4 separate regions of the Mus musculus genome follow, and regions 1, 2 and 4 are each linked to region 3. A link is a loop called in an ENCODE intact Hi-C map of the cell type or tissue named here. Cell type or tissue: gastrocnemius. All regions are shown on one strand. Links, peaks and the distances in the headings refer to the core of each region. The heading gives the core; the rest is flanking DNA.

Region 1 (7,975 bases), core at 1,919-6,918, 140 kb after region 3:
ATATATTGACCCAATCTTGCCCCTTCAAGATGAAGCCCACTTAGTCATAACATATGACATTCTTACTATGTTCCTGAATTTGATTTGCAACTATTCTGTTCAGGCACACCTAGGTTTATTGATGCTTTATTCACCCCAGAAAGGAAATGGAAACAACCTAGAAGCCTGAATGAATAATGACAATCTGACAATACATAAAAGACAGTATTATTCAACTCTCAAAGAAAAGGAAAACTTGCAGCAAGTGAGTGGCGTTATAATCTATAATATTAATGAGGTCACCTAACCTCGGAAAAGAAAAAAGATCCCAGGTGCCCTTCATATATAGGTCTTAGCCTATAATGTTAAACATACATAAATGCAAACAGTTGTAATTACGGGTTTAATATAATATATATTAAGGAGAATAAATATGAACAATAATATTAAGTAAAGTTATCCCAATCTCAAAAGGAAAAAAAAATCACATGTTCCCTTTATATGCAGATCTTAGCTTGAAAGGTATAGATACACATAAACAGCTATAATTATGGGTATAATATGATATGTATTAAAGAGAATAAATAGGGTAATATTGGATGATGATGGTGACAGGCAGAACGCAGATGAAAGAACATATGAATCCTAAGAGAAGATAGAAAGCTAATTGTTTTTCTCCTTTCAACTCTGCTGTGGTCTTTCTTCCTTGTTGTGGTAGATAAGTCCATAAGATGAAATTGATGGGATGTTTATACACTTCAGTTAAACCTAGACTTCAGGGTGACTGACAGCGCCCACGACTGCTGGATGATTAGTCCAACCGTGCACAATGTACCAGTTACACTTCAATACGGAAAGGCTGGGACTGAGCCAGTGTCTGTTTGAACGGTCACCTAAACCTAGATGTACACTGATTTTATTTATAAATTCATTACAATAAAATAATTTTTATTTTAAATAGCAAAGATTGAAAAGGGAGGCAACGTAGACAACCCGCACACCACGAGTGTGTGCATCTGTATCACCGGGGCAAGCAGCAGAAGCGCCACCCACACAGGGTTGCATGGGCACTTAGCTTGTACAGCTTCTGGCAGAAGACCAGTTATGTCAAAAGCCCAAGAGTTGTAGGGCAGTGACAGTGCTGCTTCTTTTAAATAATGATAATAAAATAATAGAAAAACTGTAATCTATGAATCTGTAAAACAAATTAAGCATAGTTTGTAAACGACATCCAGAGAGGTAAATTTAAAGGATAGGGGAAAGGAACCCGGGGCAGAAAACGAGAAGAAGCAATTCTCCAATTCTTCTGTCTTTAGGCCTGATCACTAAAATAATAATGAAATTAAGTCTCACATAACCTACAAACCTTAACACCTCATTACTGTGAATAAAGAAAAACATTAGCCAAAACTTCCCCCAGATCCAAATACTACATCTCATTTGCTGACTGGCAAGCTGGAAGGTAGTTGAGGGAAACAAGTCCTCATAAATGACAGGCTTAATGCACTCCCAGCATCCCTCTGGCACCCAGCCTTATAAATTTCTATTTGCCAAACCTAATGATGTGATTCTCTATCTTAACACACTATCTCCCGGTGCCAGCACTCCAGCACAAAGCCAAGCCAGCACTTTCACTCTTGGAACAGAGAGATAATGTGATTTGCTCACATATTTCTAATTTCTTAAAATATGCAACCCTAAGAACATAAAAAAATTAATTATACATACAGAAGCAAGAAGAGACACAAGTAGAGGACCTCCACCAATTACATATTACCTTATTAACTGAAAATTACAAACTCAAGGAAGGCGTCTAAAATTTGACACACACACACAAAACACTCTAGAAAAAGAATATTAAAATAGTGTTTGTGGTGTCCTGTTTTGGGCATCATCACCCTGCATTTTCCACACTGAGTGTCTGCATCAGGCCTCCAACACCAAACTTCCAGACTTGGAGTCTCTGGGCTTCTGTGGGCATCTGGGCTTCCCTGTCACCAGCTGATGAGTCCTTTGAGTTTATAAACTAATTTTAATATTACTAAACAAATAGAATTAGGCAAGTAAATCTGCAGGGTAAAAACAATAATGCACTACCAAGAAAAGTTATTGAGATATTATCCAAGTCACTGCCTGCCCTCCATACAATGCATACATTCATTCTTGTTTTTCTATGCATTTAAAATGATAGAATAAATGCATTTATGTTAACAAGTTATCTGGTACATAAGAAAATACTCTTAGATAAAGATATGAATAAATTAAAAAGAATGACAAGACCTAACAAAGACCATACAAGTAAAAATTTACTCTTAGATTGAAATTATTCTGTAATTTCCACTTTTACAAATAGTATTTCAACAAAATAAAACCAACTTATTACCAGAATATACTAGTGAGCATAATTCTGACCAGAACTCTATAGTCTATTTGGTTAGAGCTACATGTGCTGAACCATTCCAATCCTCTCCAATCTCAGTGACCAACTTGCCTGGGAAGAACAAGCACAAAAATCACATGATAGGTGAGGCAACTCAGTTTTTAAAAAGTTACTTTTTTTTTTACCTAAAAACTATTAATTTTACATCATTACACTAAAAAGCTATTACTTACTCATTCAAGTCTATCTTATTTTTAAGAGCACATTCCCAGACGGTTTAAAGAAATACAGTTCAATGGTATACTCAAGTCAGAAGTAACCCCTATACCACTAAACCCAAATTTATATACACTCACAAAGAGAAAGATAAAAAGGTGACGAGATAATCCCTGCCCTCGGGAGAAATGACAGGCCTTGAGCAGGAAGCACACTCAAGCCATTTCAATCAAGGAGTGACCAGGTCTTAGTAAAGTAAGCTGGAACTGAGGCTGTCTCAGTGCCCTTGATATCCTTACAGAAGCGCTTCCACATGCACAGCTGACTGACACGCAGAGTCTACGCAATACTCCCTGACAGAACAAAATGCTAGACACAATGTATGTGCCATCAAGTAGCAATGAACAAACAAAAGACACAGCACAGGGCACCAGCACATAACAAGAATGAATTACACAGTCACTGTGGCTACACCCCAACAATTAAGCTGAACACCAAGGACAGAGTGAACACATACTGTGAGATCAGATACTTAGCCTTATGACAACAAATATAAATTACATGCAGACAAATGCTATCTTATCCATGTGGACACTGAAATCCTTCTTAGAAACCCTAGGTCATCAATACAGCTGCCTCTGGGAGCAGACAATGGGAGGAAACACTGTGAAGCAGTGGAAACTTAAGTTGGCTTGCTTTACTACTTTAAAGAGCAGCAGAAAGTTTAACAGAATGTTACCAATTTCTGTGTGGTGAGCACAGATCTACTGCTCTTTGGTATTTTGTATCCCCTCCCTCCCTCCCTCCCTTCCTTCCACCACCCACCCTCCTTTTCCCCCTCTACTGTCAGCCATGGGTTGATATGGCACTAAAGCTGTACAATACACTCTCCTGGACTTCGAAGCCTCCAGGACCATGTGCCAGATAAACCTCTGCTTTGACAAATTACTAAGCCATGAGTATTCTATTACAGCAGAAGAAAATAGACTAAGACAATGCTCTCGCTAGATATAACCTTAAAAATAGCTCTGTGGCAGACTGTGCACCAAAGGGACTGAAAGGCACTCGCCAGGAGAAAGAGGAAAGTGTGGGACAAGCTGGACCCTCACTAACCTGTTCGAGCGTCTACACGGGGTTTACAGACATTGCAGAATGCATCCATGGAAGCACCTGCAGCACTCAAAGTGAGAGAAACACAAGCTCACTCTTTTTAAAGGACTACAATGAAGTAGTCCTTAATTTTTTGACTCTAAATGTCAAATAGTGATATATAAGCTTTTAATAAACAAAGATATCCCTCTCATATTCTAAATTTTATTCCGCTTAAGTTGGAACCACAAATAAGAATATTCACATTCTCTTCCTGCTTCACATACAAAGGCAATTTCAACTGGTAGTGTTCTTCAGGCAATTAGTATTTCATATGGCAGGAAAAGTAAGTCTCCCCACTACGACCACCTAAAAGAAAATAACTTTAAATGAGGCTTCCCAGCAGCAGAAAGTGCAAGCATTACATCTTTATAGTTGCATCAAGGATGGAAAAGCCCTGTCAGTGAGCCATGTACCGAGTCAATGCTGCCACCTAAAGGCCAACGCCTAACATGAACGATGCCGAAGCTACAAAACCAATTAACCCTGGTTATTCCTGACTACACAGGCAAGCAGGAGCTCTAACAGTGTTTTAGAGAAGATTCAATTTATTAAGAGAGAAAAATAACGAAGTTCATTTGAATACTGGTCAAAGTACAGGTCAAACTCTGCTGGCATCTTTTCTAGAAAGAATTCTTTCTTCAATATCTCTATTAGTAGCTAATAAAAATCAGCAAATAACCAATATACTTCTCAAAGCCAAAACAGTTGACAACTTAGATATTTCATCTATTACATAAATATGTTTAAGTCCTATGAAAAGTTAGCTATCAGGAATTCAACTCTCCAACAGAGCTCAACATGTTCTGAATTTCCTTCTAAGAACCTTAATGAGAATTATGTTGGCTTCTCTTTAAGGTTTATCGAAACACTTTAAATCCCTCATGAAATAAAAACCAAATCCGGATCTGGTTCTCTCCGGATTTAAGTATCTGACACTTATTCAATGTAAGACAACACGGACAAGGCCAGGAAGAAAATAAAGCCTATCCTCCCGACATGGACAGCACCGCCTTTGAAAAGCCATCAGCTAAATCCTACAGGGACAGCAGTGCACGGAGCTCTCTGTGCTGAAACGAACACAAGTGCCAGCCAAGCCAACAAAGATACTACTAAAAATTAGAAAATCTTTAAGATAGGATGAACAGCCTTTCATTTATTATGTTGTATACCAGAGGTACCAAAGCTTATTAATGAATTACTTTATGATAAAGTAAGGACTACTTTAGGCTTCTAGTGTATCTTATGAGTCAGAGTGCACTGAGTAATTTTAGAGTATTTATTATGCCACTTAATCCTCAAATACAGCCTGTAAGACAAATTATCAACACACCACCACTATAAAGTAAGGATTCACAAGGTTTCATGACCTTCAGTAATTTTCTCAAGGTTCCAATGCAAGTGAGAAACAAAATGTCAGTCTATCTGACCCAGAAACCATACACCCTCAAATGACTTATATTCACAGTAACTTTAAAGAGGACTCTGACGTACTCTTTACTGTGTATTTTCGAGGTAAAAGCATATCTTGTGGCAATAAAAGCACTTAATTTTAATTCATGGTGTTTCAATTTTTAAATCATTTCAAAAAGTGTCATCCCTTCCACAACTGAAGTTTGTACATGTATGTTTTTTTGGTGTTTTGTTTTGTTGTTTTTTCTGGTTTTTTGAGACAGGGTTTCTCTATGTAGCCATGGCTGTCCTGGAACTCACTTTGTAGACCAGGATGGCCTCGAACTCAGAAATCTGCCTGCCTCTGCCTCCCAAGTGCTGGGATTAAAGGCGTGTGCCACCACGCCCGGCACATGATGTATGTTTTGGTTTGTTTGTTTGTTTTTAACATTTCAAAAACGAATGGGACCTCCTTGTGGACTAACATTAATGGTACCAGAAACACCAAGGAAGCTGCCAAAATAAGGGGGCAGCCAACAATTCTCCACATTTGTGATGCCCATGAGCCACATCAATGCCAGCGTGGCATGGCAACCCTAAGGGGGCAGTAGTGGCACACATACCCTTGTGGTAACAACAGATCTCTTACTGGATTTAAAACCTGATCAATAAGAGGGAGACCAACCATGTCGGAGACCAGAAACCTAGCTAACTACTCACTCAAGTTAATTCATGGTTATCGGAGGAGAATCTACTAATCTATTAAACCATCATAATCCCTAACAGCAATCTATAAACACTCATCCTCAGACCCACAGAGAAGTGTAGTCTTCACGCCTCATCAAGGAAACTTCTCCTTGCAATAGATCCCAGCACAGAAAAAACACAACCAATCCAAAGGCAATTGTGAGCCCAGCCCCAATGGATACATCTACAAAGCACTCCCACCCCTAAGGCTCAGAGAGCACCTCAGAAGAGGGGCGAGACAATCGGAAGAGACAGGCAGAGGATCGTGGAGTTTGCTGCAAGACTGTCTCCTCGTACCCATAGAATTTTACAAATGTGACTGCCCAAACATAGGCTGCACAATGGTAACACCAACACACATGCCAAACTAGCCCGGGGAAAACCCAGGAGGCCTCACTCTACACAAAGAACCGCGGAGAACAGAGGAAGGCCGGGAGAGAGACAAGCACACCAACTGGTTGTCCTATACCAAGCGGTCAGCCCTGAGAACACACATTCAAATAACTATACAAACTGAACAAGTTATACTTAGAAATGTACAATAGCGATTAGTGAAAAGAAGTTTTGAGTTTGATGGCGAGTGGGGAAGAGCATACAGGAGGGCTTGGACAGAAGAACAGGAAGGGAGAAATGCTATATTATTACCTAATTTTTTTTTTAATTTCAAAAGTTTTAAAACTGAAAAAAGCAACAAAAATGCCTCCATTTTGAGATGCAAGTTTAAAAGTAAGTCTTTTTTATAAATACACTATTCTGACATTGGAAACTCCCGCCAGCTCCTCCCAGGGACAACATTTTCTGGTAACTGATATGCTATCCCTATCAGTCAAAATTAAAATGGCTTTGAGTTTCATTTAGCTACAAGCTACAGCATAGCTGAACCTAAAAAAACATGAAAGATCAGTACAATGTGATTCCACTTCTACTAAAACATATAAAATAGGCTAACTCACAAAAAAACAGGATATAAATTAGCAACTACCATGTGCTAGGGAAAGGGAAACAGGAAGCAATGGCTAAAGAGAAGAGTCTAAGCTGATAAAGAAAATGTTATATATTAGATCTTGGTGACGACTGCATAGCTTTACGGATATAATAAAAACCAATACACCTTATGTGATTATATCTCAACAAGAAAAAAAAAAACTGAGCGGTACATTAACCCACTGTGAGACACGTATGCATGTGCTCAAAATATAAAACTTACGTCATCCTTGAGATTCTTTACCTGCATGCATTTACTAGATCCTATCTTTTCACCATTCTAGTAAAAAGCTCTATCTGTAAATACACACAGTTCTGGGCATTAAAATATTCTTAATCTAGAATTATTGTCATTCCTACAGGCACCACAGGAACTCCAACCGAACAGATTTATCTATTCCAGTAGGCCTGAGTTAGATTCCCTGTCAGACACAGCAGCAAACACTAATGAAGGTTTAAAAGCCCAGCACCACACACGAGCATCTATTCTCTTATGGGACCAGACTATAAAACAACTGGGGAACTTCTGCGTTTCAATGAGTAGTGTTTCCCACTTGATAACCAGGAGACAACTTGTAAACAGAGTAAAGGGAATTCAGACGGTGGGAAGGAACACACTGAACAGCACTGACAAAAACAAGTACTTACTAATTTGTTTTCCTGCATGTATATCCTCTGTAACTTCAGGCAGCTCTTAGCTATGACAATCATGCCTTCATCTGAGATCTTGTAACACTGGCCAAAATGGATGTCTTTGAGTTCTCTGCATCTTGAGCCCAGCTGTAAACAAAGAGATTTGGCTCAATGCTTGGAAAAGAACAAAGGCAACATATTTCTAGTGAGATTTCCGTGCAGTATTTTAAAGAAGCCATACCAAAGATAAATGACCACTTGTAAGTTACTTTTAAAATAAGATAAAGTAACAAAGGCAACTCATAACTTAAAACAGCATTTTAGAAACCACCTGCCCTCTAGCATACTTGTTTCAATTGCACCACACAACACCAACATACACAGACTTAACAGTCTTAAGTTCACAGTTTTATTTAAGTCTTAATAGTATATGTAGACTGGGGGTGGGAGGACCTACATATAAAAATGATGGCATCATCGTTCAAACCAGTACTG
Region 2 (7,975 bases), core at 1,146-6,145, 90 kb after region 3:
TGGCCCAACATGTTACACTCAGAGAAACCATTTTCAAATATAAAATTATCCTCCTAGATTCTAACCCATCCAGGTGTAAGAGTCTGTGGCTCAAAGTCCAAGTCTAGGGGAGATGAGCTGAGTGGAGTTTGGTTTCTAGTATCATGTGACACATGACTCTGCAGGACCTCTGTCCCTACCCCACTACAGGTACTTAAAGTGTCAGCATGTGAAGAAAACATTTGTTCTGACATGAAAAAGAAGAAAACTAGAGTTCGACGCAGAACCACTGATGAAAGAGTTCTCTTCCTATCTGCTGAATATCTTTAACTTACAAGTATCTGAGCCAAGCAGGCCCAGAGAAAACAGTCAAGAGCAACAATGATAGAAATTAACACCCAAATGAGACCAAGGAATCAAAGGCTCCATCGTTGGACTTAGGAGCTGAGTGAAGGCCAGAGTCGGGGCTTCAGGAAAGCCTGCTCTTCTGCAGGTGCTGTGCTACAACTCCACGCGGGCCATGTGCACATCTCACCTCCTGACAGGACTATGACTTTCCTGCAAGCACGGACTATTGTCTCATTGACATTTGCAGCCCCTGCTCCATCTAGCTCACATTCATTTAATATTAGGCAAATTAATTAAATATGATGCCTTCTCAAGAAAACTGGTGCTTATATTGACATTTGAGCAAAGCAATAGTTTGAGTTAAAGTCAAAATATTTATCATTAGGCAAGTTTGGTTTTTCTTTATTTTATCTTTCATTTTATTAAGATTATGTGTCCACATGGTTTAATCATCAAGTAACTCCAGAAGGCTTGTTTAAATACAGAGGACTAGTCTCTCCCCAGCCTCCCACCATTTACCTCCCTTCCCAGAGGAAAACATTTTTAGTTCCATCAGATCTTTCTAGAATATGCTTCCATACTTTCAAATGCCTATACTGACAGTTTTTAATATAAAGTTTGAGTCATATTCCATGTATAACAGTGAGACTTGGGCTCTGTCTGGATCCAACTTATTCTGTGGTAATTTAGGTTGAGCTCTTATTATATAATTACAACCATATAAACAGTTCCGAGCTCAGCCACATCATGGGCTCTTCTCACCACAGCTTTGGTTTACCTGAGTGAATATGTGTCTGGGATCAGGTTTTGTTCCTTTGTGTTTTCCTAGCTTAGTTTTCTAGGTGTGTAAGAGGAATTCTACACCAATGTCATCTTTACTACATAAGATCTCATGACTTCTGCTGTGACCCCTTGACATTTTAAGAAAAAAAAAAAAAGAATGTTGAAACTGTTCTAACAATGTTTCATTTACCAACCTGTGTTTTACTCAACAGGAGGCTGCCTGAGGTTCTATATCCATTCCATATATCACAATGTTACAGGACATTCCACTGATGAGGTAAGGTGAAAAAATGTAAAAGCTAACAGAGAGACACAGAGCACCTGAAATCCTGGCATCAGACAGCTGTAATAAAAGGGTCACACACTTAAGACTCCATCTCCAGAAAGGAAACAGAGAGCATGCTGACAAGCGATGCTAATGAGATACAGTGAAGGGGCAAAGGGCATGATGTGTGATAACAGACCTCAGCATGCCACCTCCAGTTTCCTTAGCTATAAACAGGAAGTGCTGGAAATATCACAGGTGGATTTCTGACCTCTCTCAGAGAACAACGTTAGAATAGTAAGGCTTACATAGAAACCTTATCTAGGCACACGCCCACCAAGAGAGGGTGCAGAATGATGGAAGGCCTGCAAGTTCCTGAGTAACACAGAGGGAATCAGAAGGGCAAACTTCTGGATTCTTTGGGAAGTCAGTTATGTCAAATGTTTTCCTGGGACACACAGTGAAAGGATGTATTGCTAAAGCAGGCATGTAAAAAAATGTTTCCCTAAAGCAGACACAGGTGAAAGGATGTTTTGCTAAAGCAGGACACAGGAAAGGACACGTGCTGTTTTGAACGAATTTAAATATGACCCACAGACACTGGGAGCTGGAGCACTGGTTTGCTTTGCTCCGCTTTGCTGATCTTCACTGACTACACGCATGTATTGGTTCGCCTTCCATTGCATGGTTGAGTTTTGTCTGTAGTGACGCTATAGAGAGAAACTTCTCATCCTGTGGCTTATTGCCGATTCTGTCGAGGACTCAAGCCAGTTGGCGAGCCTCACTGTTTCTTCTGGATTGAACTGCCCTTGCTGATTAATGCATGGTGCCTGCCTAGTGGACTGGACTGCAGCTGCTGATTCATGGTTGGTGTTTACCAGTGGACTGAACTGAAAACAATGAACATTGGAATCTCCCCAAAGAACTATTTCTAAACAGGTCCACTTCTGCTCTCCCCATCCTAATAACCTTTCTTTTCCACTACCTCTGGTGGATGGTGGGCTAGAGGGGAGGTTGAACCCTTATTAAAGTAGGTTGTGAAAAATATATGCTTATAGAAATTTTGAGATGGTACTTAGAAGTCAGATGTTAGAAACATTCAGATCATAAAGTTTCCTAAAAACAGAAAGTTTAGATGATAATAATCACTATCATTAACTGATAATAATCACTATCATTAACTGATAATAATCACTATCATTAACTGAAGACTTACTATTTAATAGGGAATTAGTCAGGTCCTGTCAGGAATACATTTAGCTCACCAATGGGCAACTGAGGCATTAATCTATGCCCACAGGTACCACTTGGCAAAGCCAAGATTCAACCTAAGAATTCTAATAATGCCTATGATGATCAGTTGAATATATTAGAATGTATACTGGGAAGGTAGCTGAGAGTTTTGCATCTGGATCCACAGGCTGCAGGAAGAGAATGCCACCCTGGGTGTGGCTTGAGCATCTGAGTCATCCCCAGTGACACACTTTCCCCAACAAGGCCACGCGTAATAAGGCCATACCTCCTAATAGTCTCACTCCTTATGGGCTGGGGGGAAGGGTGCAGGAGAGTATAGGGGAGCCATTTTTATTCAAACTCCCAAACCTGTCTTCTGTAAAACATACTAGAAGCCTATATAGTTGGTAGGAAAGCCAACAAAGTCTGACCAGGATACATTGCTGAAATAATAGGACACTGAATTTCAAAGAAATTCTACTGCTATAAATTAAAATTACACTAAACAATAAAAAAACTAAATAAAATAAAAATATGATAGGTAATATTCAGAACCCACATATTTCCAAGCAGTTAGAGCTCATAAGGAAAGCATTCACATACACCCTGCAACCTGACAGATTTCTGCTGCTACTGGCTATTCAGATATCCACAGAATTTCAATTTGAGGAGAAAAAAAAATGTAAATACAGCTTTCCAAGCACGTAAGAAAACTGACCCAAGAGAACATCGTGTATAAAGCAAGTCTATTTAAATTCCTAATATTCAATATCACATTTTAGATCAGAGATTCAGAATGTGCTTCTTTCTCTGTACAAGATCTCCAATTCAATACAGAAAAGGAAAGGAAAGGAAAGGAAAGGAAAGGAAAGGAAAGGAAAGGAAAGGAAAAGAAAAGAAAAGAAAAGAAAAGAAAAGAAAAGAAAAGAAAAGAAAAGACAAAACCATAAATATAAAGGCACAATTAAGGAAAGAAAAAGCAAAAAATTAACAGGTTAAAAAAATGATATATGTCTGGGTCTGGGTGTTGGGCTCTCCTTTGTGCAGAATGTGTTTTGAGGAAGGTTTCTGTCCTTGCATCTCCTGAGGATAAACAGCGAGTGGACCATCATCACAACACCACTGAGCGTCTCCAGAAAGGGTCCAACATTAGTATGAGCCTACTTCAGGCATCTAATGGTGTGGAGGTGAGCGCCTGTGTAGAAAAGCAGCAGACAGTGGTCCACACATGAACACACAGTGATCACAGGCCGGCCTCCCATCCCTCCAACTCACATTGCCCTATAGAGTAGCTACACCATGGGGATCAGAATTGATCTAGAAATCAACTATGAAAAACATCCACCCATCAAACACATTTTAAAACCTAAACATGTAACACTGGCATCCCCTTCTGGCAGAAATGTGAAAAGGGCAGAAGACAATAAGCCATGCCAGGGAATGTCACCTTTACAGAAAAAATGTAGTCTTCTGTGACTACATTTCACCCAGATAACTACTCCAATCTACCTCACAAAACAAGAAATGACTTTACTCAGTGTCTTAAAAGTACTGCTGATCTCAAGAAGGCCATCAAAGAAAACTAAATTTTGTTCATGGAAATTAAAGCCAGAGGCTAAATGACCACTAGATGGCACCAAGCAATGGCCAGGACAGGGACAAATTTGTTTCTGAGACACTGAATTCCCAGCTAGTAACCTACCAGTTGGTTCCTAGCATGTTCTTGTACTTCTCACAGCTGAGAACTGTGGGTTCTCATGGCTGCCTACTGCAGACTGTGTTGCACAGGTACTAAGCCTTTAAAATATGTCGAAAGCAACAGAAATGATTGTCTAAAATAACAGATAACTAAAATAAACATAGCTACTTATTGTCTTCAAGAATCAGATTGGGGATTTTTCCTGAAAGGCAAAAGGAAAGGATCACATATAAAAATATAAAAAACAGAAGTCAAGATCAGAAGATATGTGAACAGCCACACAGTAAGTGTCCTGGGGTTGGGGAAGGCAGGGAACACCAGTATAAACTCTAAATCTCCAGAGCTACAGGAAGACAAAGCTCCTAGCACAGCATGAAAAGAACAATGGGACAAAGGAGGCTGAGGAGGATACTACCAGCTATGGTTAAATTAAGGGGATTAAATCCCTTAGAGCTTTCAGAGGGGAAGCTTTGGAACAATGTTCCTGGTCTACAAAGTGAGTTCCAGGACAGCCAAGGCTATACAGAGAAACCCTGTCTTGAAAAACCAAAAAAAAAAAAAAAAAAAGTTTTGATATAAGCTGGGTGGAAGTGGTGCACACTGATAGTCCCAGCACTCAGCAAGCAGAGGCAGATGGAATCACTGTGAGTTCAAGGACAGCTTGGTCTAGAGCAAGTTCCAGGACAGCCAGAGCTACACAAAGAAACCCTGTCTCAAAAAAGCAAACAAAGAATTTAACATGCTAATAAGCTCACCTTGATAAGAGACGTCTCAGTGGATGAGAGCTGAGGTCCTGCCTTTCTAAGACTTGCTTTATTTTCTTAAGTACTCTATAACCTCTTAGTTTTCTTTGACATACACTAACTTTACTTATTTGTAGTACACAATGCTAGTCATGGTTATGCCAATTTGACAGACACAACCACTAATGAATAAGTGTTCATTATTTCTCTCTGTTGGTAACATTTAAAATGCCGGAAACTAGATATTCTGTAATACTCTCAATTAACTGTTGTTAACCACGGATATTCCCGTGTTACAGAAAATAGAATGATTCTATGTGATAGCATCTATGCTGCCTGATAACACTCATCTCTTCGGATCCCTGATGTGGCCCCAAGAGAGCCGCCACACTGTAAAGTACAATGTGCTGGAAAAGGCCTCACTCAAGTTACATGAGAAAGGGCCAGGGATTGAACATGACTGCATGTGAGTATCCACAGCAGCAAGCAATTTAAAGCTTGCTTATTTCCAGAAGTGCATATCTACTACTTTCAGACCAGTACTGATCATAACTGAAGCAATTAAAAATTGAAAATACAGATTTGGGAAGCACCACTCACACATGCTATCACTCGGCATGCTCCCCAAATCGTTCACACATCTGAATCTTACAATGTGATCAAGCTGCAGTAAAGTTCTAAAATACACAAAGTCTTTTCAAGACTCAAAAACAGCCCTTTAGGGCTGGAGAGATGGCTCAGCGGTTAAAAGCACCAACTGAGTTCAATTCCCAGCAACCACATGGTGGCTCACAACCATCTGTAATGAGATCTGACGCCCTCTTCTGGTGTGCATGAAGATAGAGACCGTGTACTCATATACATTAAATAAATAAATTAAAAAAAAAAAACAGCCCTTTAATTAAAAAACAGTAACTAACCTGCAGAGATTGTACTACTAATTTTAAATTTAGAATAATGAGAAATAATTTTACTAATGATTATTAAGATTTAATATTTATTCTACAGGGTAAGCTGTAACTATTTAAGGTTCTCATAAAAATTATTCAAAATATTCTCTTAACTATTAAATATATTTAACATTTACACATTAGTAAAAAAATTATAAAAACTAACATACTACAATCATGATGTTCCAGTAGTGGGTAATTAGGGAAATGACTTATATTATTAAAGATCTATTTGGTAGTTAAGAACCACCTTCCCTGTTTTAAAAGAATGAAATTTTAATTTTTTAAAAAGTAAGGCTTTATAAATCTTTATATTGCTTATTACCTTAATATTTACAAGTGCTCATATATAGGTATTCAAAGCAACTCCAGAAAGTGTATGCATGCAAATAAATTGGTTTTGCAGGATGGGTCAGACTATAAGCTCAGCGGAGTGGCCTGGCAAATGCAGCCTTACAGTTAGCTTGGGTCTGAGAACTATGCTCGGGAATGTTTACCTTACTGGTATTTCATTGTTTCTAAATTACAGAAACAAATCTAAATTTCCAAGTATTTCTCTACAACAGAAAATGTGACACTTGTAAAACACTATCCATGGAACTCTCTAAAGAGAGTAAAGGCGGTATCTCACAAGCATGTTCTGGAACATAAAGAGAGTAAAGGTGGTATCTCACAAGCATGTTCTGGAACATATTTGTAAAACAGACCAGGTTTTTACTACTGGACTAAAAATAAAGAACTCTATGTATGTGCGGGTGTGTGTTTGTGTGTGTATGCCTGCGTGTACATGCGTACACACATCTATGTGTGTGATGTGTCTGGTATGTATGGTATGATGTGTATGTATATACGTGTGTGTATATATGTGTGTGAATATATATATATACCCACAAAATATTCAACTTCTTAGTTATATAAAGATTAAAAAATTACGTAACTGTACATTCTTAATTTTACAAATTGTTAACGCTTGAGACATGTATTTTAAGATGGAGTGGACCTTAACTCAAATTAGATATTGGTCAGTCACTCCCACACGCTTTGTACCACCATTGCCCTAGCATTTCTTGCAAGCAGGACACCACTGTATCTGGGCTGGTGTTTACATTTCTCCTTTGGTAGCTCTCGAAGTACCTTCCTGTACCAAGAACACTAGCCCATAGCGGGCAAAGGCTCTATGGAAGCACCAGCTCAACTTCTTTTTTTTTGTTTTGTTTTTGTTTTTGTTTTTCGAGACAGGGTTTCTCTGTGTGTAGCCCTGGCTGTCCTGGAACTCACTCCATAGACCAGGCTGGCCTCAAACTCAGAAATCTGCCTGCCTCTGCCTCCCAAGTGCTGGAATTAAAGGCGTGTGCCACTGCTGCCTGGCTACCAGCTCAACTTCTTTACGTTCAGTGAGTTGTATGGGTCTTGTCATCAGCAACAGAGGCCTTGCCACCAACAGCCCAGATTTTTTTAACTTCTGATTACTACTCCATTTTCTTTATCTATTTTCTGTTGAGAGATATGTAGGTTATTTCCAATATCTGGCTATTATGACTAAAGCAGCATTGAACATGATTAAGCAAGTGTCTCTGTGGTAGGATAAAGTGTCCTTTGTGTTTACACCCAAGAGTAGTACAGCTGCATCTACTCGTAGGTCAGTCCCCACCTTCCTGAGGAGTTTGCACCCTGGTTCCCATGGTGGCTGTACAAGTTTGCACTCCCACAAGCAGTGGCTGAGCATCCTCAGGGCCCCACATCCTTCCTAGTCAGCAAATCTGCCACTTAAGTTTATTCTTGGGCACGCTGGTGAGTAGAAGATGAAATCTGAAGGTAGTTTTCATTTCCGTTCCCTTGATTAAGGATACTGAATTTTTCTTTAAGTTTTATCAGCCACTTGAGTTTCCTCCTTCGAGAATTCTCTGCTTAGATCTGGACTTCACTTTTTTACTTAGGTTGTTTTCTTGATATCCAGTGTTAAGATTCTTTATAA
Region 3 (7,975 bases), core at 1,751-6,750:
ATATAAGAATAAAATTATATTAAAATGCCATGATGCATGGGCTTGGTAACTGGCCAAGGGTAGATGCAGACTTCTGCAGATTTCTCTTTCAAAGATAATACCAAGAATTCCAACATTTCTAATTCATAGTCAATTGCTGTAGGCACAAAGCTGTTCCTAGTAATCCTGTCCTGACAACGTATTTTAAACTATTCCACAAACCCTGCTTAAACAGTATGTCTAATGGGCTCTACGTGCTTTTTCTTATCAGAAATTTCTTTAACACATATAATGTACTGAAATTCTCTAAGTAAATGAATTCAAAACCTGACTGACACTGACAAAAATATATATTAGTTGGTCTATTCCACCGTGAGAGCCCAGTAAAATAAAGCCTCACTCTGAATATTCACATCTAATAAAAATAAACACAATTAACAATTCAAGTAAATTAGACTTTCACACTGGTCACTGTTAATTTGCCTATATTTTAAAAAACAAATGTGGTAGAAAAGAGTAACACTTTAAATGCATTGTTTTAATCCACACTCACGAGCACCAAGAAATAATGGCACCAAAGAAAACAGCTGTTTCATTATCAGAGTTTCAAAGATACTTTTAATTAAATAGTAAAATAAGGCCCACTTTTCTGTAAACTGGCATATTCTAGTTAATCACACTTGTCAATGAGGGACTATAATTTGTGATTTTTAAAATGGATCTGAAGCTTGTGAGGGTTGTGTGCATAGTTCAGTAGCTAGAAGCTTCTGTAGGAAACATGAAGACGCCATTCAGTCCCTACAAAGAGGCTGCAGGGGAGGTGGTGGTGAGGGTGGGGCTGAGAAAGCTGTCCTTGTCAGACAAATGATACAAAACAGTTCAATACATGCAAGTAAGTATCACAAGGTAACAACAAACAGAGCTGCATTCTACAGAGACAAGAGTCCTGGAGCACTTGACACTCAGGACTGTTAGAGGAGACAGAAACTTCAAGTATATTAACCATTGTCAAGATGCCGCTGTTTGTTCTGCTCCCCAAAGCGGGCTTTACATTCCCACACGAACTAACAGCAACTCACAGAGCAGTCTTTCCTTTTGCATTGTCTTACTTTCATCGGCGAGCACATAAAAATCTTATAGTGTTTGCTATGGAAAACTCAAGGATACGAAGTAAGTTATATTTTAGGTTCCAATTCTACAAATATGAAGTTTATCATGTGGGCAATAATAACATTTGAAAAACAAAAACAAAAACAAAAAACAAAACAAAACAAAAATTACTTAAGAGGTCAGGCAGCTTTACAAAGCTACTTGAAATGGGAATCGTAGGCCCCTCCATTATTAGTATGCAAAGGGACTCCTTGGCTCAGGGAGGAATGGAGTTAAAGCCTTCCTTCGTTGCCTACTATAAACACGCAACTCAATTTAGAAGCAACCACCATCAACCCTAGGGAAAAAGGGCACAGATGTGGCAGTCACATTTTCAGACTTAGGGTCACAGCCTGTACCCCAAAGAGCTCCGTTTGGCCTCCATCCTCAACGAACCACTTGGACTGCCAGAGAAAAGCAGAAGGTGGAGCTTGCCTCGGCTGTGGCAGAGGGAAGAGGGAGGAGCAGATGGAGGACTCGAGCCCAGGGTCAGGGCTCTAACAGGAAGGAGAGGAGGTTTTAGAGCAATGCATAACTGAGCAGCCAGGGCACAGCCTGCAGCCCTCCTAGGAACTGCTCAGTTTCCCTACACAGCAGACTGACAGGCGGTGAGCCTTTCTTCAGGAGACAAGCTCCATCTCTGCTTGCCCCAGGGCTTTCTTCTCCCAGTAGAGGTTTCCTAGGGAGATATCAGTTTCTTGGGATCTGCTGCTTCAGTAGTGTAAAGGGCGCACACTGTTCCTTTAGAATATGTACACTCTTCCCAGGCAGGCTGCTCAAGGGAACTGAGAGACAGTGCGTGCTGAGTGAGCACCAGAGTTCAGCCACATCTTAAAGTCTCCATTAAGCTGTCACCTCTTTGGTGCACAGAGTGGTGGGGGACTTGGAAATCCTCAGATGGAGGTTAACTTAATCCCAGGCCCCTAGGATGACTCTGGCTACCCTGACTATTCTGTTCCCACCAGCACATGCCACTATCATCCTCAGGCAAGTGTCCCTCGCCTCCTATGGTTCCTGCAGCTCTATGCCTACTCTAGCGCTGGTGCTCCAGGCAATCTAATCCACTCTCTCAGGAACAATGACAGAAAAGCAGGAGGGAAAGTGCCTTCGAAGTTCAAGAACTCGGGCTTTTGCATTGCAATAACCTGGCATTTAAGCTTCAGGAAAGGTAAAGACTGAAATTTAAATATGCCCATTCATCACCCAAGGAGCCCCAAGACTCTTGGGGAATCGACCATTCCGTTTATGTCCAACTACCTACCTTTCCCCACCAGAAGAATAAAGAAAAGGACAAGCTGCATCCGGCTGTGGTCCACTAGAGAATAGACCCAAAAATGTGCTGGATGAGAAAGAAAAATAACTATCGATGGATGGAGGGGGCAGTGAAGCTACAAGAAATTACACATACAACTTCTGTCAAATGTGTGGACACTAACAGTGCAGGCAATCACTTCGATGGGGGAATAGTGTTTAGTGTGGCAAACCCCACGCTGACTACTGTAGTTATTAAATATGCTGGTTGACATAAGGAAAGTAGCCAATGAAAGGACACAGGTGAACTGGCAAGAGTGTCTAACCAAGGACTATGATCCAACGGTTAATGTCATAATAGTGAAATCAATTGGAAAATGCATGATAACTTTATAAATGTAAATTTGGTATGTTGAAAGCCTGGTGTATTAGAAGTCACCTAAATGCAAGTGGGGATGAACTATTTAGCTAAAATTAAAGTATGAGAGGGGAGGGAGGGCTCGAGGGAGGGAGGGAAAAGGGGAGAAAAGCAAGTAAGTGACCAATCTGGGGCTAGCAGTGCAGCATTTGCCTAACACACACAAGGCACCCGCTTTCACAGGTAGCAAAGAGACACACACGCATACCCACATATGCATGCACACATGCGCACACACACCCACATCCACCCACCCATGCATGCACACACACATAGACAAACCAAAGGCTGACATACACTCTTCTAGTGTTTATCAAAGGAGTTAGGCTCCTCTGACCAGCCTTCCCTCCACAGGCCTGCACAGCCAGCCCTACCTAGGCCCCTTGTCCCTCGAGATCTCATCAGTGCTGACATCATCCTCAGCTCCTGCCCCGGATGTGTGTGTGCAAGGTTTGCTGTCGGTGCACATCCTGTGGACTACTGCAGGAATGTTCACAACATAGTATGTGCTCACGGCTTTCTCCCTCTGGCCTGGGCCCCTGGTCCTTGGTATAAGTGGCACACTCACGGGCCCTTCCACTCTCTTCCCCACTGCCATGGTAGCCTTCCCATCACTGACGAGTACCAGAATGGGCATGTCTTTAGTGAAGGTTTAAAAGGCATTAACTATGCAATGATAAACCTTCCTCAGCTGCAGGAACTGGATTCTAGAAATGAGAGACTACAGCACAGACTCAGTGAAAACAACTAACACAACACAGCAACAGGCAAGAAACTGTTCGCATTCCCTGCCGACACAGAACTACACAAACTACTCATAAATACAGCAAAATAAAGACAGCAGCGCTGACAGACATACAAATTAATGCTAAAATGTTCACTGCATGTGCTCCCAGCACCTTCCCTGACAGAAAAATCTTTTTTTCAATAAATGTCAAATGTAATAGCAATGATATATCTAGGAATGATCACTGCAATATGTCCTAGTTCTTCATTAAAAAAGAACTGTACGTTCTTACTGTAACATAGAAAATATCTAAATAAATAAAAATGCTTTAAGCCAACTCAGAAAATAAAAATTTAAATGTGAATGGAATTTCCTTTTCTACCTTAGTGATTTGAACAGTTTACACCAAGCCAGTCAGAAATGACAAACTTTAGCAGTGGAGCAAATGAGGCTGAGGCCCTTTTTATTGGACTTCCTGTCTTGCCCCCACCTTCACTCTGGTCCCCTCCCATGGAACCCAAACCGCTGGTGGCCCAAGATGCCTGGTTAAAGTAATATCTTTAACTCTTAATAAGCCTTAGAATATATTTTACCAAGTAAAGCAAGCCTTTGAGCAGTAGACAAGCATGACCCCTCTGTCTAAGCAAAGCTAAACTGTATTACAGAAAATTACACCTACAGATGATGGGCAAATCATGTGATAAAGCATGCCGGAATGTCAAGTCTGAACAGTCACATCCCAAGGATACACACTAGTGTCTTGGGAGGTCTCAAAGGTCACACAACATATGATCAATTTCACCTCTACAATAGCCTGTGTAATTCCTAAAACTGCCACGAGGTGGCAGGTGTGGTGCAGGTTCTGGATAAGACTGGCCTAGGAAGCAGGTGAAAGTGAGCACACTGCTGTTGACACAACCTTAGTGCTAAGCCTGCTCTGTCCTTCCTGTGACTTCTCATAACTGAAGCAAAACAAGAGCTTCCTGCTTTGGTGATGATGAATCCAGAACTCAACTATTATAACTAAGGATTCTAATTCTCTCTTCTTCCCATAGTGTCACATGCATTGACTATGACTTAGAGGCACCTATATCTCGTTTAACAGAGGCCCTGATAATGGGACCTATAACTTCTTTACCTTTTTCTATCACTTAAAGAAAATATCCCATTACAAGGGCTTTATATACAAAGTAAGCAGTAATTTCTTGATCACTCTGTTAATACCTTCTGACAAGTTCTGTATTGGAATAAATAAGAGATATACTGAACAACTCAAGTTCAGCCAAGCTGTACCTTGAGATAAGCCAATAAATAATTTATATTTGTATATTTTCATAGAGGATAAAGATAATTTTACTAAACAAATGCAATAGCAGCTGAGTAACTGCTTAAGCATTATTGCTACATATAAACATTTAATGGAGTATACCATCTTAGGGACTTCCATGGTGACAATTTCCTGTTGACATGTGGTTTCTTATGATTCTGATGTCTCACCACTTCAGTTGATCTAACTAAGCATCCACAGACTACATGGTGAAGAGCACTGCACATGAGCTAAACATAAAGAGCCGAGCCTTTACTACCACTGGTGAGACTTAGTCCATGGTGTTGACTTCCTCTAAAGCCTGTGACCAGCTCACACCAATGCCAGCATCACATCCCACACACCTGGTTTCTGCCTTCTCGGTGTCACAGCCTTTCCTTCTGGTGCTAAGACCGAGGTAAGTATTCATTGATTTAGTAGGAACGGAGAAGAAACCCCAATTTTAAGATAACCTGTATCGCCTAAGTGCTTCTTGTAGATGGCTTGTATCTTTTGTTTTTCCTTTAAAAAAAAAAAAGAATGATTTATTTTCATGTATATTAGTACATTGTATCTGTCTTCAGACACACCAGAAGAGGGCATCGTATCCCATTACAGCTGGGAACCACCATGTGGTTGCTGGGAATTGAACTCGGGACTTCTGGAAGAGCATTTAGTGCTCTTAATGACTGAACCATCTCTCCAGCCCTATTTTTTCAAATATTCCCTCTTTTACATGAATATTTGGAGGCTTCAATCAATGTTCAATGTCAGCTGATAGCTCTGCATCATTTTCTCTTGAGTCTGGGTCCCACAACTTTCAATTAGAAACCTGGTGCTTGCTTCTTTGCTTTTTAATTTTTAATTATGATACATTGTAAGCCAGTAGAAAGGAGGCAGAATATATATCCATGAGCCCCATGGGAGCACAGAAATTGTTAGTGCTTCAGGTCTGCTTCACATTTCTCTCAGCATGGAGGTTTCTCTACAGTCCCATGGAACATAAATTTCAAACATCCTGTCTACATATTCAGCATGTATCTCCTAAAAGCACTCTCCTCTTAGGGTATATTACATATCAGTCATGGCTACAAAAAGTAACTGACATGATCATATGTGTGTGTGTGTGTGTGTGTGTGTGTGTGTGTGTGTGTGTGTGTGTGTGTGTGTGTGTATCCACAAGGCAAGGAACAATTTACATGTTGCAAGTAACTGTTGCACTCTTTAAGCTTTTGTCCTTGCCTTTTATCTCACTGACCATCTTGGAGTCCATTTTAAGCCTACAGCCCTGATTTGTCAGACTGCAGTCATGTGGTTAAAAGCAGACCACCCATCTTGCAGAAGAGTAGTGGAGCAGAGGCCGTGCTTGCCATAGGCTTGCCTCTGAAGAAGTACCTTGTCCATTACTGGCAGTGATGTAAAACCATCTGATTAGGTTGATATATGCCAGACTTCACGATTGAAAAATAACCGTTTAGACCAGTCATGGGGATAGATAACAGGGAATCTCAGCACCTGGGAAGTAGAGGGAGAAAAATCAGAACTTCGAGGCCAGCCATGGCTACAAAAGTAAGTCTACGGGGAGCCTGAGCTATCTGAGTCCCTATCTGAACAAGGCATTATATTTTATTACATATAGCATATAATATTATGTATCATTTTACATAACGGTTACCTCCTGACTTCTATAGCACACACTGTGGTACTGCCTGCCTTATGTTCTATAAAAAGAAAGAGGGAAAGCCATCCAAACACAAGCAGAACTATACTAAGCCTGTGAAACTTGAGCCCATCTGTCTCGCTTGTTAATAAAGAAAATTCTCTTAGCTTCACAAAATTATAGGAAAATCTGTCAATCAACGTCTCAGCTTGTCTCCTACAAGATCTGTACCAGGTTGTCTGTCACATCTCTAGTTTCTTCATTTGTGGAAGATCTTACTTCATCAGCTCTAATGAAGCAAACTGCATAAAAAGGTGAAATAAGGTTTCTATGAAAATCCTAATTCCCAAGTCAGCAGTCAAGAGGGCAGTCAAGGAAGAGCAGAGCCAACTACAGACACTAGGAGAAACTTTCCTAAGACGGATCATTATGAGAGTGGAACTTCTAAAGATAGTCTCTATGACCCAGGCATACGTGACTGATGAAACTCACAACTCGTCTTTCTATTGGCAAAGCACAAAGGCAGTTTAAATAACGAAGCCTATGTTTCCATTTACATTATTTCTTTAGTCAGGCTGATTCAGTAAGTAACCTAGGGCAGATCAGCATGAACTAGAGCTACCAATAATGAACACAGCGTGTTCCAACGGCATTTATACCCAATGACTTTGATTTCATGGTAAAGAGGAAAGACTGGACGTCCAGCAGTAACCACAAGGAGCAAGGAGTGCTGCCCTCAGTGCTGCCCTCTGAGCAGCGTCTTCATTTAAGGAAAGGAACTGATGAGCTAGCTGTCGGGATTCCGAACGCAGTGTTACCTGTGACTCTGAACTCACACAGATGACTAAAATATGAGCAAGGAAGTGGACAGAACTCCACACACTACTCCAGAAGAATCAACTCAAAGGTGTACAATTTAAGCAGGTAGCAAAACATTTCAAAATCAAAATAATAATTTACCTATGCTCTAAATATGCAAAATTCCATGGTAAGAAAACACCAAGAATTTAAACAATGGCAGGCTGTCCCCGATCCAGGATTCTGAGGGCAAGGCATCAAACCATCATCAGAAGCCCTGACCTTCCAGGCTGTGAAGGATTTAAGCCACTGCGCACACACTTCATGTTCACAGGTTTTGTAAGCTGTGACTATCAATCTATTATAGTAATTCTCTAAACCGGTGGGGTATTCTGATAGATGTAACTAAGCTACGAATAATTTATACATCTGTTGCCACTGTTCATGAATCATGAGAGGCAAAAAAAAAATTAATTTGTTGTAAGACAAGATTATGTTCAAACTAGGAGAGTTGGAGAGAGGAAAGATAGGGGTAAATCCAAGAAAGGAAATAAGAGAATCCCATGACGAGGGTTAAAAATGAACACCAGGCCAGGTGTGGCGGCGCACGCCTTTAATCCCAGCACTCGGGAGGCAGAGGCAGGTGGATTTCTGAGTTCGAGGCCAGCTCTACAAAGTGAGTTCAGG
Region 4 (7,975 bases), core at 1,820-6,819, 79 kb after region 3:
GTGCAAAAATAAATGCAGCCTGAAGAGCAGATATGAAATTAAAAGATACACATAATATGGCCATTGTTATCCACACACAAAAAACAGCTGAGGTAGAATATGACCATCTCCTCACAGTGTGGTACAGTGCTGACACAGCTTTCTGTACACCTTTGATTGGTCCACAGAGCTCTGCATGACTGTTTTTTGTTTGTTTTTGCTTTTGTTTTTGTATTTTGCTTTCCAAGGCAGGGTTTCTCTGTGTAGCCCTGACTGCCCTGGAAGTCACTCTGTACACCAGGCTGGCCTCAAACTCATAGATCTGCCTGCCTCTGCCTCCCAAGTGCTGGGCTTAAAGGCGTGTGCCACCACTGCCTGGCTCTACATGGCTGTTTTAATGCCCACCTCCTTTAAACCAAGAGCCATGAAAGGCAAACAGTCCACAAGGAAGCCAACAATCAGCTCTTCTCTGACACTTCATTTGGGGCAGAAACTCAAATCTTCTGCCAGGCTGGCCTTGAACTCACTCAGCAAGTGTTCCTGCCTCAGCATCAAGTTAGCCATGATTACAAACTGTGCCAGCAGGGATGACTCTGCGCTCACAGTCACTGAAAACACTTAAAAACAACAGCAAGGGGGGAAACGCATGGCAGAAAACATTGTCAACTTCATCTCTCCTCAGAGTCTGAATAGTTTTCCACCAATGCTTATAAAAATCACACAAAAAACAGAAATGTCCTTAAAATGCTAAATAAAAATCAGTACCATATTATCACATTTATCACATTTATATCAACTGGTCTTTGTCCTTGAAAAAAAGAAAAGAGCTTTTTAATAAACCATGGAGAAAGAACATTTTGACAAAGCAGTGCACATGAAGTTTGAGTACACTGTTTCAAGCCCAAAAGCTATTTTTAAGTGTGCTTTTAGTTTATACATGCTGAAAAAACTTTAAAGTTCTTCTTTAAAACTGATAAAAACAATTCCATGCTGAATTAATTTGTTAGTTTAAAATAAAAATATGAATGCATGTAGATGTGTTGCAAACCGAGTCATCGAGTCAGAGCCTCTTATTAAAAGGTGCATGAATCTGAGACATGTGACTGAGGCGCACACTCCAGGAACTGGTCAGCCCACTGCCCCAGTGACACGATGTACTCTGCTTGGACTACCGAGCTGCTCAGTCGTGCCCATCTGAAGGTAAGAGACACCCGATGTTCCTCCAGACCCACTGGTGCCTGCTTTTAGTGGCCTAATAGGTAAGGGAGCTAGTCTCCGTTAGTCTGCCTTCTAGAGAGCACCATCTCTCAATTCCCCTGCAGGCATCTCTGAGGGGCTGCCTCACTCCTGCTCCCACAGGCTCTATTTGCTCTGACTCTAGAATATCCGTATCTGCGACATTAAAGCCACTTGATGCCTTTTTCTGTCTATTTTTCTGTTCTAAACTATTCCCAGGTCATGGTGTGGTTCTACAGCAATCACAGCCTCCAGCTTTTCAATGCCTGAATGCTACCTACTCTAGTCTGCACCAAACATCCTCACCTGAACTCCAAATCTATCTTGGACCTACCTCAAACAGACGCCTGTCTCACACACAAAGTTTTGGGATATTTTTCTAACAACAAAAATAAAACAACTAAAATTCAAGAGGAACTGAACACAAGAGACAAGGAAAAGAGAGCTGCCATTCAGCACACACACAGGCACATGCATACACACACACACCATCTTTCTCCTTATGTTTTCAAAAAAGACCTAGACTGGAAACTAGCAAATACTATGCAAGGGACTCCAGTTGCTCAGGTGTTCAGAGGTTTACATTTCTAGCCTGTTGTATTGATTAGAAGTGGCAAGACCCTGGAGACGGAGAGCAAGAGTTGAGTCAAAGGAGGCATGCCTTGACCATGATATTGGAATCCTCCAACAACACTGTGAACAGCTTCTGTGGCCATGAACTCCCACCGTGAGTCACTACTTGCCCCAAAACAAGGAGGTTAAACAGTCGTGGGAATGAAAATCTCCAAATGACAAGCTGTTACACCAGAGGGCAGAACACTGCTCAATCCTCGTTGGAAGAGCTTCCTCTTGAAGTAGACAGGAACTAATACTGAGACCCACAACCCACAATATACAGTGTGAGATTGGAGCACTCAGTCTTAAAAGGGATGTGTTGGTCGAGACTCAGAGAACCTATGTGGGAAAGGAGGCAGAAAGGTTACAAAAGCCAATGGTGATATACAAGTCCAAGAAAACAAATGTATTCCATATACAACAGGGCCAATGCACATATGAACTCACAGACTCAAGGCCTACAGAGGTTCAAATTAGATAGGGTGCCAGCACTGAGAGGAGAAGAAGATGTAAGCCATGCCTGTGCTCACTGGTGTGTCCAATTGCACCTCTCAATCAGAGACCCTGACTGAGGAAAACGTCAGCCAGAGAACTAGCAGCAGCCCCTGTGGTGCCTGGCAGTATAGCTAGGAAGACAACAGAGACAGCAACACCAGTATAATGCAGGGACTAAGATTGCCTGGTAACAACTGTAAAGCACCACTCCATAAAACACTCAGAAAACAAGTATAGGCTTGAAGAAGTGGTGGTGCGCACCTTTAATCCCAGCACTCAGGAGGCAGAAGCAGGCGGATTTCTGAGTTTGAGGCCAGCCTGGTCTACAGAGTGAGTTCCAGGACAGCAAGGGCTACACAGAGAAACCCTGTTTCTAAAAATCAAAAAAGAAATAAAGAGAGAGAGAGAGAGAGAGAAAGGAAGAGAGAGAAAGGAAGAGAGAGAGAGAGAAAGAGAGAGAGAAAGAGAAAGAGAGAAAGAAAGAGAGAAAGAAAGAGAGAAAGAAAGAGAGAAAGAAAGAGAGAAAGAAAGAGAGAAAGAGAAAGAGAGAAAGAGAGAAAGAGAGAAAGAGAGAAAGAGAGAAAGAGAGAAAGAGAGAAAGAGAGAAAGAGAGAAAGAGAGAAAGAAAGAAAGAAAGAAAGAAAGAAAGAAAGAAAGAAAGAAAGAAAGAAAGGAAAATAAATGATGTCAGCAAAGCAATGAGTATTAACAGAAAAACCAAATGTAAACGTGAGACCAAAGAAGAATAATCAACAACCAAAATCAAGTCTCTGGCCATTTTAAGCCAGTGGTTCTAAACCTTCCTAAAGCGCAACTGTTTTAATACAATTCCTCATGTTATACGAGACCCTCAACCATAAAATTATTTTTGTTCCTAATTTATAACTGTAATTTTGTTAGTTACGAATCACAATGTAAATATCTGTAAGAGTGAGAGTCCTTAGAGCCCCCAGAGGGGTCATGACCAACAGGTTGAGAACCACTGTTCTAAACAGAACAATGAAGTCAAGAGAGGAAAAACTCTAGACTTTAAGATAAAACAGTAGCAAGTACCCATCTAAAAAACGTAGGGAAAACACACCCAAACCAAACATAGCCCTGACACACATGGTGTTGTCTCAAGGGTGTTCACAGTCCTGTCATGAGAACTTTAGAGTGAATACAGGAACTAAGCTGATATTCAGAGAAACAGAAGAAATTCCCCCTGGTTTCATAAGTGATGTGAACCTGAAAGTTTAAGGTCAGGAAAGCTCCCAAAAGAGAGACCCACAGAAATCCAGGGTAAGATATCGCATAATGAATTCCCCAAGAGTCAAGCCGAAACATCCTGAAAGCTGTAAACCCTCTCTGCAAAGGAGAAGAGTAATTGAAAGACATCTTTACCAGCATCAGGAGAGTAAGGCAATACTTTAAAGTATTAAGGCATTTAAAATTTTCAAGCCAAAAGTCTAAATCTAGCAAAAATACACTTCAGGAATGAATAGGAAATGAAGATGTATACTGAAAACTTTGGAGAACTTCTTAGCCAGCCAGCCAACCTGCCAGAAAAGAATAACAAAAGGAAGCTCTTAAAATAGGAAGGGGGGGGGCGCTCTGAGAAAACTCAGAAGAAGAAACAACAGGAAATTCAGAGGGGTGCAGCAGGCTCCACCTCCATCCTCAGGCTTCCTAAACATGCAGCAACACTCATTCACCAAGGGACTTGGAGGGCAGCCACACCTCCCTTTCCTGTGTCTGTCCTGTGCTGACCCAGCAGATGGCCCTTGCCCCAAGGCCTTCTGAGAGGGATTGAGTACCCTCTGCTGTTAGGGCAGATAAAGGAGCAGCCAAGAGGGCACCGGGCTGCTGCACCACAGCGCGTGAGTTTTAATCACAGTGACAAATGGTCAGAAACAAAGTTCTTTCTTACGATCTGGCCAAACACAACACATGGACTGCCCTATTCTGTGCCAATGTGTTAATGCATAAAAACGGCCACCACGGTCAGTGTTACTTGCATCACCATGCAAGGTGAGTCTTGTCTACCACCACTGACAGGACCTGAACTTACAGTGTAGGAGAAAGACAAGGGACCTCTGCACCTCTAAGGGGCATTCCCGACTTCGGCTGCAGTTCACAGTCCAAGCTTCTAAGCAAGATCTATGAGGAACAGTGTAATTCCAAGAACAGGAGACATGTGACCTTAGTTTCATGAACAAGCTATCAGGAACCTATAGTCCACCATTAGACATGTTTTGCTAATAAAATACAAATGGGGAGAAATACTGTTCTTCCAGCCACGGTACACAACGGTGAATGAAGGCACCACGCAGCTGTTAGGAGGCCCAGGCTGCACTTCCCAGCTATGTTAACAAAGCATGGTTTTGGCATGTAAGCAAAGCATGACCTTATTATTTTTTACGAAGTATTTCATATCCAAGAGCCCATATAAATCTCCTCAAAGGTTTTTTTTTTTTTTTTAGGTTTAAAAGCCAGGGAATTTAGATGTTTCAGCACCATTAATGCTATCCCTGGCACTGTGGCTGCTACCAATCAATTTTTTTTTCCTTTTAGAAAGAATGCATAATTTTGATGAATGCTATTGCAAATTACACACTGGAAACATAATTTTTCATCTGAATGGGGCCAATGTCTCTTGGCATGCTTGTCACTGGCACAATATAACTGCTAGTCTTCAGATACAGTTATTAGCAACTTCAGAAAAGCATTCTGAAGACCAATTCTCCTTTTAAGGTCAATGATTGCCAGTTAATGACCAACTGGCTCTGGCCATTGCTCTCCTGACCTTTACATCATGTCTGAAATACAAGACAATAAATTTCAATTAATGAGGACCTGTTTTGAAGGGCTGTTCTCAGTGACCATCAATGCTTACTGAAAGCAGAGCTCTTTTGTGTTTACAGAATCACCCAGTCAATGGCTGATTTTTGCTTGTTTTCTCCTTGCAGCTGGTAGTGTTTGATCATTAAAATGGAAATAGGGGTGGAGGGTGAGGAGATTGAAAATCAGAGATAAGCTCTATTGGCAGGAAACAGTATCAAATACCAGTGAGACAGCACAGTCTAGCAGGGCACTGAATGGTACAAGATCAAAGCTAGAGGGCATCACTTTCATTCCCAAAGGCCCTCACAATGCTCAGTGAGGATGTCTCCATATAGAATAGTCATCTGCTTAATTTCCTTCTGATTTTATACAATTGCTATACTTGACATAGTGTTTGAAACTTTCCTTTTTCACATACAATATCTCGGAGTTGCTTTCACGGTAGCATGCCTAGTTTATTTTATCTACTTAAAAGCTACATGTACTCTAACACACACAAAAATGGAAATTTATTTGATTACTCCTATTTTGGGGCATATCTCATTTGGACTGCTTATTTTGCCTTTATATTGCAAGAAATGTCCCTGTGGATGAATGTCCTCATATACATCTTTTGGACAACATATACCAGGTTTCTACAACATTACTCTGCATTCTGACTCATGTAAAAGGACACTAGTGACAGATTTTATTAAACTATATTCCAGAAAGGCTGGAGTGACTGAGCCCAAGCACTGGAGAAACTCCTTGGCATTGCTCAGAACTATGTAAGGGGAAACTATGTAAGGGGAAATTCTCAAACATGAGGCTGTTTCCTTACTGATAAGAGAGTAAAACTCTGATGTCCTTCCTAAAAAAAACAAACAAATCAACAACAACAACAACAACAAACATATTTTTTAAAACCACTCTAATTTTCCTAATTACCACAGAAAAATCAAGTCCAGTTCATTCAGTGTGGGGCCTGGCACACAACAGCAAGAAACACCTGTCTCTTTAGTAAATGAATCAAACAGCAGATTAGTGGACTGAGCTGCTCCACAGACAAACTGAATTATTCTGACAAACTCTAATGCTGCTTTTCAAAAGTCACAAGATTCCTGAAACTGAGCCAGAAGAAGCTGGCACCAGTGCAGGCTGGGAGCAAGCCACACACACAACTTGAGCACAGTACAGAGTCGGGCTCCTACGGAGTCACAGTCACAGACAACTGGCTACAGTGGTTTACCCAATATACCTATCTCCACCTTCTAGAGACTTTTAGTAAAACTGAACAACTTTATCAATACCCTTTCTATGTCCTATAGGCTTTTCTTCCTTACAGATTTGTACTGCAAACCCTCCTATAATTACCTTTTATCTTTTTGTGTGACATTTTGTGGAAAAGATGTAAGCATAAACACAGTCAGTTACTAGCTTTGTTGTGGTGTATTTTAAAAAGTTGCAATGACTGACTGTATAACTTTGCATATGTCTGAACACATCTAGAGTATCCTCTACAAAATATGCGTGTGTACATACAACAACAAAGTGGGATGCTGAGTGAGGGCTGAGCTCTGGAAAGGACACAGAGGACATAGATTGTCAGGGACACTTAAACAGTGATGTGGCAGGGGCGGTGTGTTATAGTTTCCTCCTCCATAACTCTAAAGCCCCTCCCTAAGATCCATTCGTTCTTTGTTGTGGGAGGAAGCCGTTGAGGTATCAAGTATAAAACTGGCTTAGGTAGAATGTTCTTAGAGTGAGTAAGCTACAGTTAAACACATACTAACATATGACTACAGGCTACCCAGAGTACCAAAATCAAAGCAGCCACAAGTCTGTTAAGATATAATACTAGGACACTAACAATAAAGTTTCGAAAACCAGAACAGTAAAAGATCACTATTTTCTAGTTTCCTCTAAAGTAGTTCTAAGACATGAAATTAATAAAGACCTCAAATACAAATCATGATATACTTATTGTGGATACAGCAGCCAGCTGTTTTCTGAAGGTTGGCACTGTACAGACACATGCTCAGGGATTTAGCAGCACTTACAGACCACTACCACACTTAAATACTCAAGTAGCACTACCGCACAGAGAATAACCCATGGCAAATATATATGGCCTCATCTGGCTTTAATTCAAAGGGTAAAGGTCACCTACACTACTCTAGAATAGGAGAGAGTTTTACAGACATAAAGTACTCCTGACGACAGATAGCCAAGAACTACTTCATCATCAGAGAACAATCAAACTATCATTGTGCAGGGCAGATCTGGACGAGGGAGGACAGAGAGGCACAACGAAAATGAAATGAATATGGAGAAGGAAAGGAGGCCCTCGCTCTAGGGTCTGGTTGAAACTCACTGGCTGAGTCCAACCATCCAGCACAATTAAAAGAGCGTGCTGTAAAGAGGCTTGATAGAGAGGAAATATGCTCTTTACATAGATAGCTCAGATAAGAATGTCAGAATGCAATGAGCCAGGCTTGAGCCGCACAGCCTCGCTCCTTACCGAAATGCAGGCCTGTAATTCTCTATCAATCTAATAAATGAGCTATGGATTTTATGGGTTGGGAATATGGGAGTGGAGTGTCCTAACTCCCCTGAGCAATCTTTGTGCCTGCCCTGTGTTTTCCCTTTCTCTGCTGTAATCCTAACCACTGTATCTAGAAATCATGCTATGATCTCATTTTCAGGTTTTTTAAAAACAGAGAGTTCCTTAGCAACACTTTGACCCACCAGAATAGCACTTTTTGGCTGCTGCAAGACTCTCTCCTAAAACACACACCTGCACTGGGTGGGACCGCGCTTCTCTCCTCTGTGTGTTCATTAGCTGCCT

Evidence for each region. A loop is a pair of places that touch in the nucleus more often than their neighbours do. Peaks named below come from ENCODE experiments on the same cell type or tissue, not always from the same donor. Only the 100,000 strongest peaks of a DNase experiment are listed, where the experiment ranks them.
Region 1: a loop joins it to region 3, with 6 times the contacts of the local background. A loop is called at or near these places in 25 of 42 quality-filtered maps.
Region 2: a loop joins it to region 3, with 4 times the contacts of the local background. A loop is called at or near these places in 24 of 42 quality-filtered maps.
Region 4: a loop joins it to region 3, with 4 times the contacts of the local background. A loop is called at or near these places in 24 of 42 quality-filtered maps.

Annotation. Positions count from the first base shown.
Region 1 is chr17:63,463,913-63,471,887 of GRCm38, forward strand. Fbxl17 (F-box and leucine-rich repeat protein 17) reads right to left here. Exons shown (of 9, transcript NM_015794.1): 4 at 7,496-7,627. Among named protein-coding and RNA genes, the nearest start is that of Fbxl17, 33 kb to the right of the region's middle. In gastrocnemius, for the core only: CTCF peaks have their summits at 4,161 (motif pointing left) and 5,738; a DNase peak (open chromatin) is centred at 4,154.
Region 2 is chr17:63,410,167-63,418,141 of GRCm38, forward strand. All of the region lies in intron 4 of Fbxl17 (F-box and leucine-rich repeat protein 17), which reads right to left. Among named protein-coding and RNA genes, the nearest start is that of Fbxl17, 86 kb to the right of the region's middle. In gastrocnemius, for the core only: a CTCF peak has its summit at 4,197 (motif pointing right); no DNase peak of the experiment used is centred there.
Region 3 is chr17:63,319,852-63,327,826 of GRCm38, forward strand. The region is part of intron 6 of Fbxl17 (F-box and leucine-rich repeat protein 17); the gene reads right to left. Among named protein-coding and RNA genes, the nearest start is that of 4930405O22Rik, 11 kb to the left of the region's middle. In gastrocnemius, for the core only: a CTCF peak has its summit at 4,344 (motif pointing right); a DNase peak (open chromatin) is centred at 4,365; H3K4me3 peaks cover 455 bases; H3K27ac peaks cover 2,303 bases.
Region 4 is chr17:63,398,879-63,406,853 of GRCm38, forward strand. All of the region lies in intron 4 of Fbxl17 (F-box and leucine-rich repeat protein 17), which reads right to left. Among named protein-coding and RNA genes, the nearest start is that of 4930405O22Rik, 90 kb to the left of the region's middle. In gastrocnemius, for the core only: a CTCF peak has its summit at 4,134 (motif pointing left); DNase peaks (open chromatin) are centred at 4,064 and 6,271; H3K27ac peaks cover 3,310 bases.